Regions from separate parts of the Homo sapiens genome. Here region 1 is linked to region 2. A link is a contact called in ENCODE Hi-C or POLR2A ChIA-PET data. All regions are on one chromosome and are shown on one strand. Each heading gives the region's core, a stretch centred on a gene start or an enhancer-like site at or near the end of the contact. The rest is flanking DNA. Distances are from core to core; before and after follow the strand shown.

Region 1 (7,548 bases), core at 3,704-6,203, 35 kb after region 2:
AACATGGCTCACTGCAGCCTCAACCTCCTGGCTCAAGTGAATCTCCCACCTCAGCCTCCTGAGTGGCTGAGATCACAGGTGCATGCCACTATGCCTGGCTAATTTCTAAATTTTTGTAGAGATGGGGGTCTCACTATTTTTCCCAGGCTGTTCTTAAACTCCTGGGCTCAAGTAATCTTCCTGCCTTGGCCTCCCAAAATGCTGTGATTACAAGTGTGAACCAGCAAACCTGGCCTATACTTAGATTTGAGAGACTGAATCCTCTTTCCTAAGATCAGGAATAAGGCAAGGACATTTGCTCTTATCATTTTTTTTTTTTTTTTTGAGACAGAGTCTTACTCTGTTGCTCAGGGTGGAGTGCAGTGGCACAATCTTGGCTCACTGCAAGCTCCGCTTCCTGGGTTCAAGTGATTCTTGTGCCTCAGCCTCCCAAGTAGCTGGGATTACAGGTGTGCACTGCCACACTGGCTAATTTTTGTATTTTTATTAGAGATGGGGTTTCACCACGTTGGCCAGGCTGGTCTTGAACTCTTGGCCTCAAGTGATCCACCTGCCTTGGCCTCCCAAAGTGCTGGGATTACAGGTGTGAGCCAGCGTGCCCAGCCACTGTTATCACTCTTATTCAACATATTGCTGGAAGTTCTTGTCAAGGTGATAAAGCAAAAAACATATATAAAAGGTATACTGATTGGAAAGGAAGAAAAAAAAATGGTCCCTGTTTGCAGAGGACATGATTATCTATATAGAAAAATCGTGGCTGGGCACAGTGGCTCATGCCTGTAATCCTAGTACTTTAGGAGGCCGAGGCATGTGGATTGCTTGAGGTCAGGAGTTCAAGACCAGCCTGGCCAACATGGTGAAATCCCATCTCTACTAAAATACAAAAATTAGCTAGGCATGGTGGTGGGTACCTGTAATCCAAGCTACTAGGGAGGGTGAGGCAGGAAAATTGCTTGAGCCCAGGAGGTAGAGGTTTCAGTGAGCTGAGATGGTGCCACTGCACTCCAGCCTGGGCAACAGAGTGAGACTCCATCTCAAAGAAAAAAAAAAAAAAAAGAAGAAGAAGAAGAAGAAAGAAAAAGAAAAAACACAAAAAATCTACAACAAAACCCAACAAAACTCTCAGGACGAATAAGTGAGTTCAGCAAGGTCACAGGATACAAGATAATCATACAGAAATCAATTTACTTCTAACTAGCGATGAATATGCAGGCATATAAAATAAAAATACAATGCCATTTATAATTGTTCTTAAAAATTGAAAAGGTATAAATCTAAAAAAATCGCTGTGCAGGGCATGTATGCTAAAAGCTATACAAAGCTAATGAAAGAAATCAAAGGAGACTTAAATAAATGAAGAGACATACCATATTCATGGATTGGACAACTCGACTTGGTGCATCTCCCCAAACTGACGTACAGATTTAACACAATTCCCATCAAAATCCCACAAGAATGTCTGTAGATGTACGTAAGATTGTTCTAAAATGTATATGAAAAGGCAAAGGAAGCACAATAGCTAAAATAATTCTGAAAAATAAAATGGGAAGAATCAGTCTGCCAGATTTTAAGACTTATTATATAGCTACAACAATCAAGACTGTGTAGCACTGGCGAAGAGACAGACACAGAAAAGTGGAATAGATCAATTCTTGGCCGTTTGGCTAAGATCAAGTGAAGAACAATGGATTAGAACAGAAAACCCAGAAACAGACCCTCACAATATGCCCAACTGATTTTTCACAAACGTGTAAAAGCAATTCAATCAAGAAAACAGCTAGTTGTCATGGTTCGTGCCTGTAATCCCAGCACTTTGGGGGGCCAAGGTAGGTGGATCACTTGAGGCCAGGAGTTCGAGATTGGCCTGGCCAACATGGCAAAACCCTGTCTCTACTAAAAATTTTAATATAAAAAAGAAAAGAAAAGGCCTTTTCAAGAAATGGTGCCAAAGCAATCAAGCATCCATAGGGGAGTAAAGACCTTAATCTAAGTCTCACATCTTATACAAAAACTAACTCAGAATGAATCATGGACTTAAACGTAAAATGTAAAACTATAAAACGTTTAGAAAAAAAGGTGAAAATCTTTGGGATCTAAGGTACATTTCATGAGAAATCAACAAGCTCCTTGTATAGAATTCAGTAAAAACAAACACAAAATGTGTTGAATGCTTTGACAGATAAAGAGGCAAGGCCCAAAAATACTCCTTTGAAGTAACTTACAATATTTACAAAGTTTCAGGAAGTTAAGACATTAATATATATCCCTAAAACTAGAAGATTTTTTTGTAAGCACCATAAAAAAAGACATAATACGCTAGTAGACCACTGAAGCAGGGAATCAAACTTTCAGGGTTAAGAGAGAGAAACAGCATGAGAGAAAGCAAACATGCACGAGAGAGAAGGAGCAATGAACACAAACAATGAGGAAGGTAGGGTTTGATATGCGGTTTTGGAAAGGAAGAACAGGACCTTTTTTTTTTTTTTTTTTTTTTTTTTAAATACAACATACAGTATGACCAATGACCAAGGCCTGGGCATGGGAACAGATAAAATAGGTTCAGAGAATATGGCACAGTCTTCTCAATATGGAAAAGAGGGAGGAAAGGAAGAGTTTGGAGGTCCTGAAAAGCCTTGAATGCCACCCTAAGAAGTTTCATCTTTCCTTTATTTGTAACGGGGAGCCATTGAAGAGTATAGATCAGCAGAGAAATGTTAACCAATGCTGTGCTCTCATCTGGCAAAGTGCGGGAGACAAACCAGAAAAATAAAAAATAAGAGACAAGAAAACAATTAAGAAGCTGTTGCGATAGTCTGCAATGGTGAGAGAAGATGGCAATCTAAATTAGGGTAGTAATAACGGAGACAAAAGACAATGAAAGTCACTTTACTTAACAGTGGGGCTTAAAGAAGTATATGGATAGGGTCTACTGTCAAGAAAGTTGGAAAAAAGAATTTGTGTCTAGGATCAAGGGTATGCCACTCCCATCTCTGATGAAATAGAAGTGACTGTTTTCCTTCTGTCAGAAAACAAACCATTTCACAACCATCAAGACCACAAAGTGTGGGTACATATGACCTGGAAGTTGCATCACTCCTAGCTGTTGAACAGACAGTACATGTCACATGAACCTGTCTCTATCCTTTGGGTTAGATCTCAAGGTCTTCAAGCATGTAGAATGAGGCTATAACTTCCTCTTATTGCTCTTGGCGCCCAGAAAACCTAGGTGGGCCACAATTTAGCTGTGCAAGAGTGTTATGCTCCCTTCTGGTGACAATGAAGGCCCGTGAAAGTTTATCACACCAGGATTCTGCAAGATTCTGCCTGGAGTCATGATCATAGTGTTGTTCTAAGATATAAAGGGCCGCCAATATGTGGAAGAGCGATTTGATTTATTTTTAGTTACTCAACATACTCAAGTTGAACAAGTACCAGCAGGAGCAGTCTACGGAAAACCAAATTTTATTTTTTTTAGAACGTAAGAACTTTCTAAATGAGTGGTCCAAAGCAGGTCTCTTGGAAACTGGAGAATACTCAACACTGGAGATTTTGAAGAAAGAGGCAAGGTGAGGGATCAGCAAACTTTGTTAAGGATGTTAGCAAATATTTTGGGTTTTACAGGTCATATTTTCTCTGTCATAACTACTCAGTTCTATAGTGGCATGACAGCAACCATACACAATTCATAAGCAAACAGGCATGGCTGTGTTCCAATAAAACTGCTTAGAAAAAGAAGTGGTGGCAGGATTTGTTTGTTGACTCCTGGCCTAAACAAAGGGTGGGAAGGTTGGGGAGTGTGACAGAAGAAGGGCTCAAAGAGTAGATCAAGGCTGGGCGTGGTGGCTCACGTCTGTAATCCCAGCATTTTGAGAGGCCGAGGCAGGCAGATCACGAGGTCAGGAGATTGAGACCATCCTGGCTAATACGGTGAAACCGTCTCTACTAAAACGACAAAAAAAAAAAAAAAAAAAAAATTAGCCAGGCGTGGTGGCGAGCACCTGTAGTCCCAGCTACTCGGGAGGCTGAGGCAGAAGAATGGCTTGAACCTGGGAGGCAGAGCTTACGGTGAGCGGAGATCGCACCACTGCACTCCAGCCTGGGCAACAGAGCAAGACTCTGTCTCTGTCTCAAAAAAAAAAAAGAGTAGATCAATAGATGGACAAGAGACTACCTAAGGTCTATTCTCCCCTATCTTGAGAGACTTACTTTTTTCTTTTTCTTTTTTTTTTTTTTTTTTTTTTTTTTTTGCGACAGGGTCTCCCTCTGTTGCCCAGACGGGAGTGCAGTGGCGCAAACATGGCTCACTGTAGCCCCGACCTCCTAGGCTCAAGCGATCCTCCTACCTCAGCCTCCCATTTAGCTGTGATCACAGGATGCGCCATCATACCCAGTTAATTTTTTTTTTTAGAGATGGAGTCTCACTATGCTGGCTAGGCTAATGTCAAATTCATAGGCTCAAGTAATTCTCCCACCTCAGCATCCCAAAGTGCTGGAATTACAGATGAGCCACTGTACCCAGCCCCTTATGTATTTTTTAACTAAGAAAACATGATATGGTAACACCTCATTTAATCAGATTACTCAGATTCTTAGAACAGAGGGATGTGTTCTTCTGAATAACCACATCTCCACCTGGGAGCTTCACTAAGAGGTGTGTAGGGGTGTGTGTGTGTGTGTGTGTGTGTGTGAGAGAGAGAGAGTCAGTCTTTGTTATTGGTGAATTTTTAAAAAATAAGGCAAAGAGCTTTTTGAAGATACAACTGTTATGTTCTTCATATACCCGCCTAACAGGTTTAAATTATAGGTATCACCCAGTAACCTCAGTTAGATTCAGATTAACCATAAACCTCACTTCATAGGATTCTCTAGGTTTACTGGCAGTTTTTGGTTTTACCCTCTTCAGAAAGCGGGAAGTTAAAAGGACACGCCTATTCCAGGAGTTTCGCAAAAGCCTCTTCCAAGTAATGTCTTGCCCCTTCTACAACCTTAGCCACAAGGCACGTGAGATTTGGTATCAGAAAAGATGATTTGAGACCTTGAGAAGTCCTTAGTCATCAAAGAAGAGTTCTGTTATCTTTGGTATACCAAAGTCAGGGCAGAAGATAGAAGATTCTGGAGGTTTAGAAATATTTTCAACTGTCAACTCTCAGGTGGTGATGTGGTTGAGTTCTAGCTCAAACAAACACAAAGACACAGGGGAATCTGATCTCACTTCTGAACATATGATGTACAAGTCTATCCTAATATATTTCAACACGAAGCTACTATGCCAGTCTCGTGTCCCATAATAGTTAACAGCAAACATTACAAGAGTACAGTGGGAGTCATGTAACAGTTACACATTTTTGAAGGCACACTTCCTGAGCGAGGAAAGGCTTTTTGCTATCCTTCCTCTAGCAATCCTTCGACTACTCTGGACCATAGAGACTTTATACTCTCTGAGGAAATTTTTAAAAGTGTATTTGCTGAGCTCTTGCTACCTGCCATGTGCTTTCTACTCATTATCACATTTAATCCTTTAACAAATGCTGCAAGGTAAATAGGATCCTCTTAACAGGTGAGGAAAAAGAAGTTCATAGAGATTAAACAACTTACAGAGACCACAGCCCAAGATCTTCTTATTCTGTGGGTCCAGACCCACAAAGAACTTGAGGTGAAGCTACTGCAGATGAATTGCTCACTACACTTTGAGAAACACTGGCCACAGAGTTTATGAATTCAAGTTTATAGTTAATTGGTGATGGCAGATGGCAATAATGCAACTAGAATCTAGGCCTCAGCTCCTAGTCCAAAGTTATTTCCACTCCTCAAATGCAGATCCCCTAGAAGAGAGCAGCATAGTTAACTGTATTTGTTCTGGACTCATTCATCTGAGAAAGGGCAGATAAGTACAGTTTCCCTCGGACTCTAAAGGAACTTATTTGCTCCTCGGGCACAGAATGAATTTTTTCTTACCCCAAGACTATGACATTCTGAGGTCAGGGGCTTTTGTATCTCCAGCATTTATTTAGCACAGGACTTGATACTTCCAAAGCACTATATAACTGTTCAATGAAAGTTATACCAAAGGAACAAAATAATGTTTATTTGCTTCTGTTTTGGGGGAAAAAAACCTCTCAGTCAGATGATCTGTTAATTTAACACAATCTCTATTCCAGGTAAGATGGTACACAGACACCATAAACACAAAAGATCACCTAGAATCCTTTATATAAAGCTGACTCCAACTATAGGCTTCAAGGAGTAGATCATGGTAATCTAGATTAAGCCAATTTGCACCATTTCATCCTACATGCCACTGTGATCAGTTTAGCGACAAGCGTTATGTTCCAAGCCAGCTCAGAGTCATTAAGATTCAACTCCAGGACCTTTGTTTTGTGTTACTCAAACTGGCTGTGTCACTGGACAAAGGGTTGTCACAATATTTCCCTGAAGTTGCAGGAACCACTATTTGTCGCCTAAGAACAGCCAACCGAGAGAGAGCAAGAGAAAAAGAGTACGTGTGAGAGTGAGGGAGAGCGAGAGCATGCAAGCAGGTTAAAAGATGGATATTGATGAAATATGAGTCTTTTTTTATTTTTATTTTTATTATACTTTAAGTTTTAGGGTACATGTGCACAACGTGCAGGTTAGTTACATATGTATACATGTGCCATGTTGGTGTGCTGCACCCAGTAACTCCTCATTTAGCATTAGGTATCTCTCCTAATGCTATCCCCTCCCCGCTCCCTCCACCCCACAACAGGCCCTGGTGTGTGATGTTCCCCTTTTTGTGTCCATGTGTTCTCATTGTTCAATTCCCATCTATGAGTGAGAACATGCGGTGTTTGGTTTTTTGTCCTTGCGATAGTTTGCTGAGAATGATGGTTTCCAGCTTCATCCATGTCCCTACAAAGGACATGAACTCATTTTTTATGGCTGCATAGTATTCCATGGTGTATATGTGCCACATTTTCTTAATCCAGTCTATCGTTGTTGGACATTTGGGTTGGTTCCAAGTCTTTACTATTGTGAATAGTGCTGCAATAAACATACAGGTGCATGTGTCTTTATAGTAGCATGATTTATAATCCTTTGGGTATATACCCAGTAATGGGATTGCTGGGTCAAATGGCATTTCTAGTTCAAGATCCCTGAGGAATCGCCACGCTGACTTCTACAATGGCTGAACTAGTTTACAGTCCCACCAACAGTGTAAAAGTGTTCCCATTTCTCCACATCCTCTCCAGCACCTGTTGTTTCCTGATTTTTTAATGATCGCCATTTGACAAACCTGACAAAAACAAGAAATGGGGAAACGATTCCCTATTTAATAAATGGTGCTGGGGAAACTGGCTAGCCATATGTAGAAAGCTGAAACTGGATCCCTTCCTTACACCTTATACAAAAATTAATTCAAGATGGATTAAAGACTTAAATGTTAGACCTAAAACCATAAAAACCCCAGAAGAAAACCTAGGCAATACCATTCAGGACATAGGCATGGGCAAGGACTTCATGTCTAAAACACCAAAAGCAATGGCAACAAAAGCCAAAATTGACAAATGG
Region 2 (6,826 bases), core at 235-2,734:
TTTGTTTTGCTCACTGAAAGCTGCTCCCTTCAGATGGCTTGCCATTGGTAAGTGGAGTACATTCTACATGGCCATTCTGGACAGGGCTGATTAGTAGACCTGGCACTGCTGTGATTCATGGCTTCATCACCCCTCAGGGTCACTCCCTATAATTAAAGTTTTCAAATATACTTCCAAACATTTCATAGAACAAAAGCGACATGGTGTGCTACATGTAACAGAAAAAAATGTATTAGGCTAATAGTGGAGAGACTTGGCTCTGTCCCTAGATCTGCCTAAAGGCAGATCTGCTTGCTATTTGACCTGGAGCAAATCACTTAGCCTCAGTTGCTTCATCTGTAAAAAGGGACTATTAATATCTAGGATAACTTGCCCTGCAGTTTATCATAGAGGGTTGCTGAAAGGATTGAATTAAAACACAAACACCAAAAACTTATAGATGAATGTCCATATCAGCATTATTCATGAGAGCCAAAAAATGGAAACAACCAAAATGTCCTGACGAATGGATAAACAAAATGTGATATATCCACACAATGGAATATTATTTAGCCATAGAAATAAAAAATACTGATATAGGTTATCTTGATGAACCTTCAAAATATTACGCTAAGTGAAAGAAGCCAATCATAAAAGACCACAGATCTAGAGTTTTGTTAAGAAGGTGGGAGGAGTGTTTGTATGCTGGACAGGCTTCCCAGGGGTGATTGTGGAAAGGAAGGGGAGTGATTCTAGAAATGATTTCATTTATGTGAAATATCTAGAAGAGGCAAATCTGCAGGGATGTGAAAAAGATTAGTGGTTACCTGGTGGCAGGCATGGGGGAGTGAGAATAGATCTAAGTGGGTTGAAATTTTACTCCCAGTGAGTGAACCTCATGCACGGGACAGAAGTCAAGAGACCAGGAATCCAGTTCCAGCTCTGCCATAAACTTGCTGTGAGATCATGTGTGGTCGCTGAGCTTTAATTCATAACTATCAAGTATTGGAGGATAATCTCTAGCCTACCTGTCTGTCTCACTGGGTTGTTTTAGGAGGTGAATGAGATAAGGGTTTGGAAGCAAATCCATGCACATGCATAAGGCATTAATAGGATTTGTTTTTATTGCCTGGGTACCCCTTGGGAGAAGAAAAGAATGGTGAAAATAAAGGAAGATATTAAACAATGTGTGGCTGGGGTGTTTTTGGTACTTCTTGCTGTGTAACTGACCTTCCTAATGACCCAAAACACAAGAAGAAAATGGAGGTTTCTAGACTCCTGGCCTGAGCTTCTATCTCCAAGTCTAGACTAAAGATAATGCCCACAAATGCCTGAGTCAATCTATTTTCTTTTAAACAGTTTTTTTTTTTCTTCTTCCTGGCTTCTTTTTAGGGCCCTACAGAATCACTCCCCTTCCTTTCCACAATCACCCCTGGGAAGCCTGCCCAGCATACAAACACTCCTCCCACCTTCTTGCAAAACTCTAGAACAGGAAAGCTCTGAAGGATTTCAGCCGAGGAGCCCAGCCCAGGCCAACCCAGCCATCGACTGGCTAGTGATAACATGAGCAGGAAAGGGGTGGTTGGCGGGAGTTTCTGGAAAAGATGACTGGCCAAATAATGACTAGTTCCCTTATCTCAGTGCCCTTTTCATCTTTATCCCTTCTCCCCCAAAAATTTATCCCCACCCTCAAGCCTCAGTGGGTCTCAGAACCCATAAAGTGGTAGACCAAAAGCTGTATTGGAGCTGGATTCAAAGTCTGACTCTGCTAACTCCTAGCTCTGTAGCCTTGGATATGTTAATAAGCCTTTTTAATTCTCACTTGTTCAATAGGGCTAAGTACTTTGTAGGACTGCTGTGAGGAATAGAGATCATTTTATATCATGCATTTAGCCACTCTTATTGCTCCTATTCCTGGAGTACACATGGAGCTGGTTGAGACCTTGAGATTGGCCAAAGAGGTACGAGCTGCTTTCCAAGACATGACGGATGCTTGGAAGGTAACTGTCACTGTTTTGGTCACAATTATATGCCGTACAGATGGTATACGGGGAATTAATGAGAACCAAAAGGACAACAGTGACTGTGGTAAGCACAGCTGCCATTTACTAAGCACCTATTATGTGCCTCTAGTCTACCCTGTGAGGTACATATTATTACCTCCATTTTTTTTTTTTGGATGAAGAAAAATAGGCTCAGAGACATCAATAGCAAACTCTGGGGTCACACAGCCAGAAAGTGGCATAGCCTAGATCTGAATCAGATCTCACAGTCTCCAAAGCCAATTCTTTTCACCTGTGCAGAGGAAGAACTCCCACAAGAGCCCTATGAGGTGAATGGTACTAGGGAAGGAAAGTTAAAATATGAGGATGGGGGTCCAGGCCTAGCTCTACCGCCTACTGGCTGAGTGAATCTGGGCATACCATTTCATCTTCCCAAGCCTCACTGTCTCTATTTACAAAAAGAAGAGGTTGGATTAGATCGGGGGTACACATCAAAGTTATCTCTGGGAAATGTAAATGCAGAGGGCTGGTCCCACCTCAGACCTCATTAGTCATATTTACAGAGATTCAGATTAGGATCCACTGGTTTGGTTTTAACAACCTCTGGTTCTTAATTCTGGGGCAGAGACAGAAGGGTTAGGGTCTACTGAAGAAAAGGCAAAGCAGGCTTTGAGTGACAAATGAAAGAGCAAATATTTCCAAAAACCTTCCTTTGGATCATCAAAATTGCAAATTGATAAGCATCCACGTTCTCTCTGGCCCTTCACATAATCTATGGCTCCAAAGGAACAAGGTATAACAAAAATAACCCTGATGTGGACTTCCCAGACACAGGTTCTGAAACTATTTTATTTAATTTTTTTCCCCTCAATGAGAAACATGTATTTAAAAGTTTTCTTAAGAAGCTTCTTAGAGTTGAATTATAATTTTTTTTAAATTTTTTAATTTTCTGTTTTTTTTTTGAGACAAGATCGCGCACTGTTGTCCAGGTTGTAGTGCAGTGGCACAATTATGGCTCATTGCAGCCTCGACCTCCTGGGCTCAGGTGATTCTCCCACTTTGGCCTCCCAAAGTGCTGGAACTATAGGCATGCACCACCATGCCTGGCCTGAATATATAAACTTTAAATAGCACATACAATATATGAATCAGTTATAATTCCATATATAGGGTACCCTTTTTGATTTTCATAAGTTTATAATGTTTTCATTGGCATTTTTTCTTTTTAAACTTTTAGGTTCAGGGGTACACGTGCATGTTTGTTATGTAGGTAAACTTGTGTCATGGGGGTTTGATGTACAGATTATTTCATCACCCAGGTACTAAATCTAGTACCCAATAGTTATTTTTTTTGCTCCTCTCCCTCCTCCTACCCTCTACCCTCTGGTAGGCCCCTGTGCCTGTTGTTCCCTGATTTGTGTCCATGTGTTCTCATCATTTAGCTCCCACTTATAAGTGAGAACATGTGGTATTTGGTCTGGAACTATCTTATTACAGGGCCTTGAGCAAAACTTTTAATATCTTTATCCCTCATTTCCCACACTGTCAAATGCCAAAGAGAACACCTACTCAACAGGGTTCTTTTGAGGATTTGATATGAAATATAGGTAAACAGTAATTATTAAATACTCAATAAATGGCTGTTGGCCTGACACTTGTCCCATTTTTTATTACTAGAAGTGGAATGGTGGTAAAATTCTAAAAGTTCTAGTGCAGAGAGGATGACGAAAGAATTTTGACAACAGTATTTGATAGGATTCTAAGGAGTGTGTGGTCCCTGTAGAAAGCTCACTGAAAAACAAGGAACATATGAAGAATCCTAAAAACAAAAGCATGCTGACAGGTGCTGAGGGCAAGACTGGATCCAAAGCTCCAGGTCACTTTTCATCATAAGCCTGAAATTATTTAAGAAGGATTAAGTCTCAAAGGCCTTTGGCATATATCATAATTTATGCCAGAGGAAATTCATAAATTCAAGGCCAAACATAAAATGGCTCAACTTTACACAGTAACTCACATAATATAGCAATTGGAAGGGTCCCCAGAGTCCAGTCTCTAATTTATCACCACCACCCTCCTCCTACCTCTCAAATCTCTCATCTACAGTTTGAGAAACTGTGGCCCAGAGAAATAAGACTTGTCCAAGGCCACACAGAAGGTCAGAAATGAACCCTGGAATAAGAATTCAGAACTTACTCCAAGAGCCCTTACCCTGCACTAAAAGATGTATCGCTATGAATGAAGATGTACTCTCTGTAATGTGGGCCTGGGGGCAGGAGCAATCAAGCTATGAGATCTGGTCAGGACACTAACTGGACCAGATCTGTTATTTGTTTTGAGTTTATAGTATCACTCATTATTTGCATGGTAAGTAAACATTTGTGGATCAAAGTACTAAACACTAGTATAAATAGATTCTCGAGTTCAGAAATATAAGTTTCCTAATGTTTATAAGAACTATAAAGCGGAGGAAGAAAAAAGAAAAGACAGACAGGCAGTAACATGAGATCCCATGAGATCTTTCTGGACCTATGATTCCCCATCCCCCTTCCAAGGGAAGACTCTGAGAAAGAACACCATCTCCGCTAGGGAGAGCCAAGTCAGAACATCCTGACCTTGATGCATACGATCTCACAGTATACATTAGCAGAAATTGATTCTGTGAAAGGCAAAGAGGAAAGAGAGCGAGTGACTGTAGCTTAGTGACACAGCACAGTTCCTGGTCACACGTCCTTTTACAACCTTCTTTGGCTCGAGGCATCTCATTTCAGAGATGGAAATGCCTTGTCTCCCTAGTTAGAATTAATCATGCCTTCTAAATCTTTTTTTTTTTTTTGAATGGAGTCTTGCTCTTGTCTCCCAGGCTGGAGTGCAATGGTGCGATCTTGGCTCACTGAAACCTCCGCCTTCTGGGTTCAAGTGATTCTCCTGCCTCAGCCTCCCGAGTAGCTGGGATTACAGGCACCCACTGCCACACCTAGCTAATTTTTGTATTTTTAGTAGTGTCAGGGTTTCACCATGTTGGCCAGGCTGGTCTCAAACTTCTGACCTCAGGTGATCTGCCCGCCTTGGCCTCCCAAAGTGCTGGGATTACAGGCATGAGTCACCGCGCCCAGTCTATGCCTTCTAAATCTTTTGTAGTACATAATTTTGCCATTTATTCTAATTGGGAATTCATAAATCTGTCATGTGAAGTGAAACTATAAGCTGTTAGAATCCAGGATCCAGACCATATCTTTTTCTCTAATCGTGTTTAGCACAATGTTCTATGCCTAGAAAACATTCCAATTAGAACAAGGAGGTCCCAGCCCTTTGGGAGGCAAAGGCAGGAGGATCACTTGAGCTCAGGTGTTCAAGACCAGCCTGGGCAACACTGGAAGACGCTGTCTGTCTGTCTCTATATATGTATGTATGTATATATATATGTGTGTGTGTATATGTATGTCTGAGATATATATATATCTCACGCATACATATAAATTAGCTGGGCATTGTGGCAGATGCCTGCAGTCCCAGACTGGGGGGCTGGGGAGCTGAGGTGGGAGGATCACTTGAGCCCAGGAGGTCGAGGTTGCAGTAAGCTGTGACCACACCACTGCACTCCGGCCTGGGCGACAGAGTGAGACCCTGTCTCAACAAAACCAAAACAAAAACCAGAACCAGAACCAGAACAAGGCGATCTTCAATAAACACACTAGAGCAGCAAGTTCTGTTGGAATCTTTCCTCCCTGGGTTAGAAGAATGACCAAATGAGATCCAAATGTAAACAGTTATTTAGGGTACAAGAAATTGTTATCACTTAGTGAGGTTTTCTGGGTTGTGTGTATTTCTGTTTGGGGATAGCAAGTCTATCTTTAGCCATGCACTGTGCTGTTGATTTGCAAGAGGTCAGGTTACAAGCTTTGTTTATACCTATCGTACCCCTTAGCTGCGGCAGACCCTTCTCCTGTTCCTTCGTGTGGGGCTTGGGTTGGTTAGTTGGTCCCATCAAGGATTCATTCATATTTGAAATGAAGCACTCTTGTGATTTACTTAGGGTCTGGAGCAGGTACGAGAGGCACTACTGAGCTGCAGGCCAGCCCCAAAGGGTGGCCTATGCTTTATGAGCTTACATGCAGTCAGAAAGAACAAATTTATACTCGGAGGAGCACTTCAGCCCTCCCCCGAGGAACTTTGGGAACCCATTAGTTTTCCCACAGGAATCAATCCATCAAGTGGGTATATTAAGTTCACATTAATGATGCATTTGACCCTTGTAACCTTTCCACAGAAATATCCAAAATACATCACTGTATTTTGAAGCTAACCAACTTTATAAGAGATAAGCTTTTCCCTCCTTTCACAGTGACTCTGAGACAACTGGCAATTGGTGTAAAACAGAAGCGTCAGACTTATCAGTTGTGGATGCTTATCAAGAATCGTGATCAGCGGCAATAATCACAAGATTGCACCTTAAACTGGTATAGTGTGGATGGCTAGGCTAGGATTCAAAGAGCTCCAGTTTTGCCTAGGGAATTATGAGATCTACATAATTCTCTGAAGGGGAACTTCGGCTTCAGGAGAAGCAGTGTGCTACTGGGAAAGGAACATGCACGTTGGAGTCCGAATCTCAGCTTACTAGTTGTGAAACCTAGGGATGGTACCTGAATCCAAGAGTTCTAATTTGTAAAATTTATAAAACAGCTACCTGAAGAATTGTTCTGGGGAATAAGAAATGACATAGTCCCTGCACATGGGTGCTCCACAAATGGTAGCTGGCCCTCAGCACTGCACTGTGGGAGGTAACCTGGTGAGGGAAAAGATCTTGAACTCTGTGTTCCCAGACCTTCAGGGTTTGACCAGAG

Evidence for each region. A loop is a pair of places that touch in the nucleus more often than their neighbours do. ChIA-PET counts read pairs that join two places held with the same protein, here RNA polymerase II (POLR2A). Pooled maps may share reads with other maps.
Region 1: a loop to region 2 is called in a pooled map, with 2.4 times the contacts of the local background. The contact joins two enhancer-like sites. A Hi-C loop is called at or near these places in 6 of 168 maps with a recorded cell type or tissue (K562, Right ventricle myocardium inferior, aorta and 2 more), 1 of 37 single-sample maps with no recorded cell type and 5 of 50 pooled maps. POLR2A ChIA-PET finds 5 or more read pairs at or near these places in 8 of 52 experiments (GM12878, K562, WTC11 and 4 more).

The regions. Positions count from the first base shown.
Region 1 is chr11:78,287,343-78,294,890 of GRCh38, forward strand. All of the region lies in intron 1 of GAB2 (GRB2 associated binding protein 2), which reads right to left. Among named protein-coding and RNA genes, the nearest start is that of USP35, 100 kb to the left of the region's middle. RefSeq lists an enhancer at 2,921-3,215. Within about 2 kb of position 4,954, at least 2 of the 41 ENCODE cell types and tissues checked have a DNase peak (open chromatin) inside an H3K27ac peak, as active enhancers do.
Region 2 is chr11:78,255,672-78,262,497 of GRCh38, forward strand. The region is part of intron 2 of GAB2 (GRB2 associated binding protein 2); the gene reads right to left. Among named protein-coding and RNA genes, the nearest start is that of USP35, 70 kb to the left of the region's middle. Within about 2 kb of position 1,485, at least 17 of the 41 ENCODE cell types and tissues checked have a DNase peak (open chromatin) inside an H3K27ac peak, as active enhancers do.